2 separate regions of the Homo sapiens genome follow, and region 2 is linked to region 1. Evidence: chromatin contacts called from ENCODE Hi-C data. All regions are on one chromosome and are shown on one strand. Each heading gives the region's core, a stretch centred on a gene start or an enhancer-like site at or near the end of the contact. The rest is flanking DNA. Distances are from core to core; before and after follow the strand shown. Region 1 holds the start of MACORIS (macrophage enriched lincRNA repressor of IFN-gamma signaling). Region 2 overlaps LOC107984219 (a long non-coding RNA gene).

Region 1 (3,801 bases), core at 77-2,576:
GTGGGTTTGCAAAGCCTGACAGCCCTGCAATATGGGCTTGGTCCTGCTGTCCCTCTGGAAGCCCAAATTCACAACAATGAACTCACTTTCTTTCCCTGGATGAGCTGCTCCAAAGTTCAGCACCTCAGTAAGTGCTCCAATATCGTTCCTGCCACTCCAGCGGGGGCCTCCTCCCCTTCCCCATGCCACCCCCAAGCACAAAGGGGGTGTCCCCATCTCCAGTACTCCTACTTAGTCCTTAGCCTCCTGCCCACTGCACCCTCCCAACCCCTTCCCCAGATGTTATCCAGGATGAGCACTTGAAGATACAAGCCTGATTATCTCATTCGAACCAACCAACTCTTGTAGATCTTGAGCTTTTTAAAGCTTCTTTTTGGGCTTCCTTTTGCTAACAGACTTTTCTCAGTCTGATTCTAGCATGTCTTTTCAAGCCTCTGGTCCTATACCCCTTCACAGGCCTCCTGCTACACGCATACACACACATGTACACACACACACACACACATACATATACACCATACTCTGGCCACGCCCATCTAGTTATTCACACGTGCAGTCCCTGACAGAGTGCCAACATTTGCACTTGAGACATGACACTGATGCTTGTTACATTTATTAAACATACCACATGTATATGTCTTCTGTGCTTTTCCTCCTATTATTCCCTCTGTTGGGAATGTCATCCTCCCTTTCAGCCTAACATAGTCCTAGCCCTTCTCTTCAGGACCTGGCCCAACAGCACCTCCTCCATGAAACCTGCTTCCCTGATGTGTCTCTTACATTCCCACCATCCAAAAACTGACAGCTCTTGCAGGAGGGAGCCATGACGTGCTCATCTTCTGCATCTGCAGCTGGTGCCAGGGACCAGTACATTTGCTGCATGAGTGAATGAACCAACGTCCCAGCAATTCCTGAGCATTCTTAAGGCTGGTCTGTCTCCCCCAGGAAGCCTGGGCCCCCAGCGTCACCGAGCTGTGCACACAGAGAGATAATCATCTTAGTGTCCCTCTGGACCCGGAAGCTGGGTGGTGTCGCTAAGAAAGCCAGAACTGCTTTGCCTTCTATATTGCTACTGAAATTTGCAACTCAAGTGTTGCATAACCAAGGGAACCTGGCTTCCCTCTGAACATCCCTCCCACTTAGTTTGAGAAATAGAGAAAGAGCCAAAGTTAGGTCAAGACTCACCTGAGGAGGCCCCTGGCCCACCATCGAGGTCATGCCTGTCACTCCCCAGGCTGCCCCTCCCGGGGAACAGGGTCATGCGGGGTTAGGGGGCAGCTCACTCCCAGTGGGTAACTGGATTTCCCTGGGGAGGGGAACAAAGAGTGAGAGCATAGGCCGTTCTCACTTCAGACCAGGGAGATTGCGCACTCTCCCTCCTTCCCTCTTGGAGGGAACATCTGCAATTCAGGGACTTCTGCAAAAATTTCACACTCAGGGCTAAGAGCAATTCTATTTCTTGGAGGATTCTAACTTGGCTTAGAGGAGGTTTTTACCCTCCTCCAGTTAAATGGACCAAGTATGTGGGAAATTACCTCACAGAGTCATGCCACCAACACCAAATGAGAGCCATCTGTACAGATGAAACAGTTAGGAGCTTTTGTGTCACTGCGGGCCGAAATGTGTAGCCCATTCATTGTGAGAGGAGGCACTTTATTCCTGAGTTTCTTTTTTTTTTCTAACACAGAAGACGCCTCAGTCAGCGCGTAGGAAACAGGAAGGAACCCGTTGTTTTAAATAGCAGACAGCAGAGAATTGACTCATTATGGTCTGCTTGCTCCGAGAGTGTCAGCCAGAAGGCAGCCAGCCCAGCCCCCACAGCCCCAAGACAAGGGTCAGGGGGCATGGCTGGGATTTTCTCACAGGGAGTCTGAGAGAATCCAGTTCAAACCCTTTTCAGAGGGAACTGGTGAAGCCCTAGGTTTCTATCTTACTAGAGACTTCACCACACAGGGCTGTCTTAAAAAAATATAAGAATAAGAAAAGACAAAAACAAAAGCCCCCGTAAAAACCTACAAGAATACCTGGAAGTCAGACATCCTGTGTTTCCCTTTCCTACCCCGAATGACTCGGAGTAGGACAAACACAGTTGCAAGCCTGCTTTCTTATCTTGGCAATTGCTTCTTTTCACTCTTCTGGGGTTTACAACAGTTGGCCCAGGGGTGTGAGGGAACAGAAGGGAGCAGCATCTGCTGGGACAGAGGGCCCTACACAAAGGTAATTTCATGCAGGGAAAATGCACCCCCCCACCCAATCCCAGGCTGCTGGGCCCAGGAGCCCAAGGGTTAATCTGTCTCAAATCCATCACTGTGACAGCCAAGCACACAAATTAGTCCTGCCCAAGCTGTCCCGACCTCTGAATTTAATTTTTTAAAAGTGCTTTGTATTGTTTCTGATGTTCAGATTGGAGTCCAGGTGTCGTGATGGAACCCGGGGGAGATGAGAGGGTAAGACCCTCGTGTACTGCATCTCACATCACCCTCCAATGTCCTGTGTCTTCTTTGTCAAGGCAGACTAAGGGTGACCTAATTTCCAACACGCAGGCCCAGAAACCTTGAAACTGACCAGCTCGAGCCTCCTTGTAAGCCTCTCCAGCTGTGAAAATCCCCTGGCTCGTAGTCCTATGTCGTCCACATGATGCTTTTCCTGCATTTTGCAGACAACTGCTGATCCCCAAGGGCGGGCCATGCATGGCTGTATCTCCCATCCAGAGAACATCTACAAAGCTCACGCAGCCATGGGGTCTCATAGTTTGACCTGAAACTGATGGTGACTCCTGTCACCAACAGGAGTGGTCAAAACATCCTTTCTGGAGTATTAAGTGTTTGTAGAACCCTGGACATTTATGGTGGCAGAGTGTGTAGCAGCCTCAAGGAGAAATCTTCCCCCTCCATTGCCCCTTTCTAGAATCACACCAAATAATTGGGGTTCTCAGCAGAGTCTGGAGGCAATCCCAGAGACTGAGGAAAGGGAGAGCCTTCCACTTTTCCATTTCTCCCAAGCCATTTTGTATGCCTACAGGTGTCAGTATAAACCAAAGAATGTGCCTTGTCTCAGATGAAAAGTTAGAGTAACCATATAATTTATTGTCTAAACCTGGACACCGATGAGAGTGAAAAGGAGAGCTATTAATAACGATGCCAGAACGACAGGTGTAGATGGTGACTGTCCCAGGCAAACTGGGACATATGGTCATGCTATGACTGTGAGCTCTAAATTGGTGCAGGCTCCTGTGCTGGCTGTCTATTAGGTTTATGTATAATATAATACCCAAGTGACCCTAGGTCCACAGGGTAGAGGGGTTGAGGAGGGTAAGGAAGGTCAGCAACCATGCCTGTCTGAAGGCCATGTGGAGGTAGGGAATGGGGAGAAAGGGGATCAATTTAATCCAGAAAAAGCTGACTCTGCTACAGACTTGAGGAAATCCAGGTCCTTTTTCTTGTCTGAACTGCTACTTGCTCTCAGCAAAGAAATTGAGTTCTGCCAACTCCCACTCCAGCTGCAAAATGCAGCAGAGTCCTGGGCCTTGAGGTTGGAATTCCAGGCCCACTATCCCCACTAGCTTCTGTGAGTCCATCAGAAGATAGGACCTCAGATCTGCAACATTTACTTATCCTTGGCTTTCTGTCAAAAAGTCCAAGCAGATGGTATTCTCCTTCATCCCTTCTTACAGACAGTGACAGATCCACTGCTCAAAATCCTTTTCCCACCCTAAGCAAGGCTATAGCAGAAACCATCTTCTTCTAGGCCTTACATGTTTAACCTAGCCAGCCAGAGGTTTATAAAAGACAACTTCCTCTA
Region 2 (3,982 bases), core at 580-3,079, 300 kb after region 1:
TTTCTATTTTCAGGACTTATTTTCTGAATATTCTTTTTTTCTTAGATGGAGAAAAACCTTACAATTTCAAAACCTGAGGATATTAGTGGCAGTTCCTTAAAAATGTTTTCTTCTCCCTTCACAGTCCCACTTTGCTCCATTTTGGGTTGTGGGTTTTGATTCTACCTTTCACCCTAGAGGCATTCCTCAAATGGCTGGTGATCCTTGCCTGTCTGCACATATTGAAGAGGGGGACAATAAGCTGACTGGAAGCAACCGGCTCATAGGAGTAGGATTTGTTGACTCTGGCATTCCTGAAACTGCTGCTTCCCTGGAGACCCCCAATATCAGCTGCCAAATTTTGCACAGAATCTTCTCATCTCCTGGCTGGAAGCATAAGCCTGGCTACCAGCATTCAGACAGCCAAGTAGGGGAAAGTGCTAAGCATTAAATATTCTGAATACAGGCTGGGCACAGTGGCTCACACCTGGAATCCCAGCACTTTAGGAGGCCGAGGCGGGTGGATCACCTGTGGCCAGGAGTTCGAGACTAGCCTGGCCAACATGGCGAAACCCCGTCGCTACTAAAAATATGAAAAAATTAGCCGGGCGTGGAGGCACGCGCCTGTAGTCCCAGCTACTCAGGAGGTTGAGGCAGGAGAATTGCTTGAATCCAGGAGGTGGTGCATGCCTGTAGTCCTAGCTACTTGGGAGGCTGAGGCATGAGAATCAAGTGATTCTTGCACCTGGGAGGCAGAAGTTGCAGTGAGCTGAGATCACACCACTGAACCACCGCAGCCTGTCTTAAAAAATAAAAATAAAGAAGTAACATTTTTGGGAACTGGTGTGCCTGGAAACCTTTTTATTCCACCTACCCTTACACTAATTGAGGCTGGAGATAACATTCCCTTGGAATTTTAAAGATATTGATCTACTTTCTTCTCATATCTGATGTTATTTGAGGCATTCAGATTCTCAGTCCTTTGTATGAAACTTTTAAAATTTTTTCTAGTTCAGGTATTCCTTGTAGTGAAATTCACAATGGCATACCCTAGTGCGGGTCTGTTTTTATATATTGTGCTGGGCACTGGAAAGCCATGGCTTTCAGTTTCATTGGTGATTTCCTCTGCTGTTTCTTCTGTTCTCTTTATGGCATGCTTATTATTCAGATCTGAGGCCTTTTGTTCTGGTCTTTTCTTTCCTACTTTCTGCAGTGAGTCAAGATTGTGCCACAGCACTCCAGCGTGGCAACAGAGCGAGACTCCGTCTAAAAAAAAAAAAAAAAAAATTAGCTGGGCGTGATGGCAGGCGCCTGCAATCCCAGCTACTTAGGAGGCTGAGGCAGGAGAATCGCTTGAACCTGGGAGGTGTAAGTTGCAGTGAGCCGAGATCATGCCATTGCACTCCAGCCTGGGCGACAAGAGCGAAACTCTGTCTCAGTAAATAAATAATAAATAAGATTCTGAGTATAAACTTACATATCACCCTTTGTATCAGTCAAGGTCCAAGGGGATTGCCTTACAAATGGATACATAAAACTTTACAGGATACCCTAGGGTTAAGGGAAAGTACCCAAGGAAGGATCAAACTCTTAGATAGGGATGTCCCTCCCCAAGTTTGGGTTTCAGATCTTGCAGAGGTGTGGCTGCAGCCCACTGTATGGCAGGGACATTTGCTGGATTGCGCTGGGTGACAGCTGAGTCAGTCACCAAGGAACTTTCCTTTGAGGTACATTCAGGCTGCCACTGGCAAGCAGGGAATCATGGCCAGGACGGGCAAGAAGGAAACACACCATTGGGGTACACATGGGCTGAGGCTGGCACACTCCTCCAGAGTACAAGAGGACAGAAAACTGCAGCCACAAGCAGGGAGTGCCTCTCCAGGCTATGTGTGAGCTGAGGCTGAAGGACAGGCTCAGAGGGAGCCACCTGCCAGCTAGCGAGGTAGTCACAGGGCCAAGGCCAGAGCTGAAAGCTGGCTAACTGACTGCATACTCGGGTCACAGCTGGGGCTGAGCCATGCCTGACAACAGGATGGTAATAAGCAGCCAGGGGAAGCATGCCAGACCTGAGAAAAGTAGCCCCTTTCTCTTGTACTGACAAAGCTCAACTGTACAAAGCTTATGCTGACCATGCTAAGGAGAAATGCCTAGAGGGTCCTGCTGAATTATCAGAGCAGGCTATTGTGTTAGTTTGCTAGGGCTGCTGTTAAGTACCACAGACTGGGTGGGTTAAACAGCAGAAATGTATTGTCTTATGGTTCTGGAGGCTACAAGTCCAAAATTAAGGTGTTGGCAGAATGGATTCCCTCTAAGGTCTGTGAGGGAAAGAGCTGTTCAAGGCCCCTTTCCTTAGCCTGTAGATGCCATCTCTGCTAATCATCTCCCCTCTATGCATTCCCTTTAAGTTATATTGGATTAAGTTATATTGGAAAATGACTGCATTTTAACCTGATTACCTCTGCAGTCATGAGGTCCAGTCCCCAGGAGGAAAGACCTTGCAACAACCCAGTACCGACTACAATTCCCCAGTCCTGCCCTCAAAAGAATGATGGCCATTTATTCAGGTTACTGAACAATGGACAAAAGGGAACACCCAAATATTTTGAAGGCTGTTGGATACAGGGTCTAAGCTGACGTTGTACCTAGAAACCTAAAGCATCATCATAGGGGCCGCAGATGGAGGTATGGTTCTATTTAGGTAACATATAGTGCTCACATTAAAGCAGCACATGCTCTGTGGATCCCTCTGCTGGTCATTTCCGTGTCTCTGATGTCTAACTAGAATTGACACACTTGGTAACTGGCATGATCACTACATTACATCTTTGGCCTGTTGGATACAGGTTATCCTGTATAGTGACAAAGGCCAAACAGAAGTCTCAAGCTGCTGTGCCTGCCCTTCCCGTAGACATAGACAGGGGTATCAGCAAAGGATGTGAGGATCTTGTGTGACATGTTAATGCCTACCAGACAGTATCTACTAGGGAAGAGGAATTTAACCAATGGTTGACATCAGCCAGTCTGTCATCCGCCAGTCTGTCATCCATCGCTGCAGTGCTGGTATCGTGAGCACAGGAATGGTGTGGCCAGTGGGAGATGAAAGCTATGCACGTCCAGTAGCAACGGCTCCCACTTACAAAGGCTGATCCAATTACGTCTGCTGCCTAACGTCCTACCAGCAATATTGAGTTCAACTGTCCCTTGAAGAAACCAACTAGCAACTTGGTGGTAAGTTGAGTACATAGAGTCTCCTATCCCAGGAGGGCCTGCAATTTGTTCTAACAGAAAAATGTGAGTTTGCCTTTCTTGACGACAGAGCCTCAAGCAGCCACTGAGAGTTTTGTATGATCCACCAGCATGGGATCCCCAGTAGACTGACTGCACTACTGCACTCCAGCCTGGGTGACAGAGCAAGACCCCATCTTTTAAAAAAGCTGACCAGCCACAGGGGCTCACACCTGTAATGCCAGCACTTTGAGAGGCCGAAGGGAGTGGATCACTTGAGCTCAGGAGTTTGAGACCCGGCTGGGCAACATGGTGAAACTATCTGTACAAAAATTAGCCAGGCATGGTGGCACATGCCTGTAGTACCAGCTACTAGGGAACCTGAGGCAGGAGGACAGCTTGAGCCTGGGGGACAGACAGGTAGCAGTGAGACAAGATCACACCACTGTATTCCAGCCTGGGCAACGGAGCCAGACCCTCTCTCAAGAAAAATTTAAAAAGCATCGGGCCAGGCACGGTGGCTCACGCCTGTAATCCCAGCACTTCAGGAGGCCAAGGCAGGTGGATCACCTCAGGTCGGGAGTTCAAAACCTGCCTGACCAACATGGAGAAACCCCGTCTCTACTAAAAAATACAAAATCAGCTGCGCGTGGTGGTGCATGCCTAAAATACCAGCTACTCGGGAGGCTGAGGGGAGAATCGCTTGAACCCAGGAGGCAGAGGTTGCGGTGAGCCAAGATTGCGCCATTGCACTCCAGCCTGGGCAACAAGAGGGAAA

Evidence for each region. A loop is a pair of places that touch in the nucleus more often than their neighbours do. Pooled maps may share reads with other maps.
Region 2: a map of mammary epithelial cell shows a loop between it and region 1 (21-fold over the local background). The contact joins the enhancer-like site here to the promoter of MACORIS in region 1. A Hi-C loop is called at or near these places in 1 of 168 maps with a recorded cell type or tissue (mammary epithelial cell), 2 of 37 single-sample maps with no recorded cell type and 4 of 50 pooled maps.

What each region holds. Positions count from the first base shown.
Region 1 is chr10:31,706,121-31,709,921 of GRCh38, forward strand. It overlaps MACORIS (macrophage enriched lincRNA repressor of IFN-gamma signaling), which reads right to left and starts at 1,327. Exons shown (of 2, transcript NR_184023.1): 1 at 1,186-1,327. RefSeq lists an enhancer at 1,576-1,765.
Region 2 is chr10:32,002,446-32,006,427 of GRCh38, forward strand. All of the region lies in intron 2 of LOC107984219 (a long non-coding RNA gene), which reads left to right. Among named protein-coding and RNA genes, the nearest start is that of KIF5B, 52 kb to the right of the region's middle. RefSeq lists an enhancer at 233-1,048. Within about 2 kb of position 1,830, at least 7 of the 41 ENCODE cell types and tissues checked have a DNase peak (open chromatin) inside an H3K27ac peak, as active enhancers do.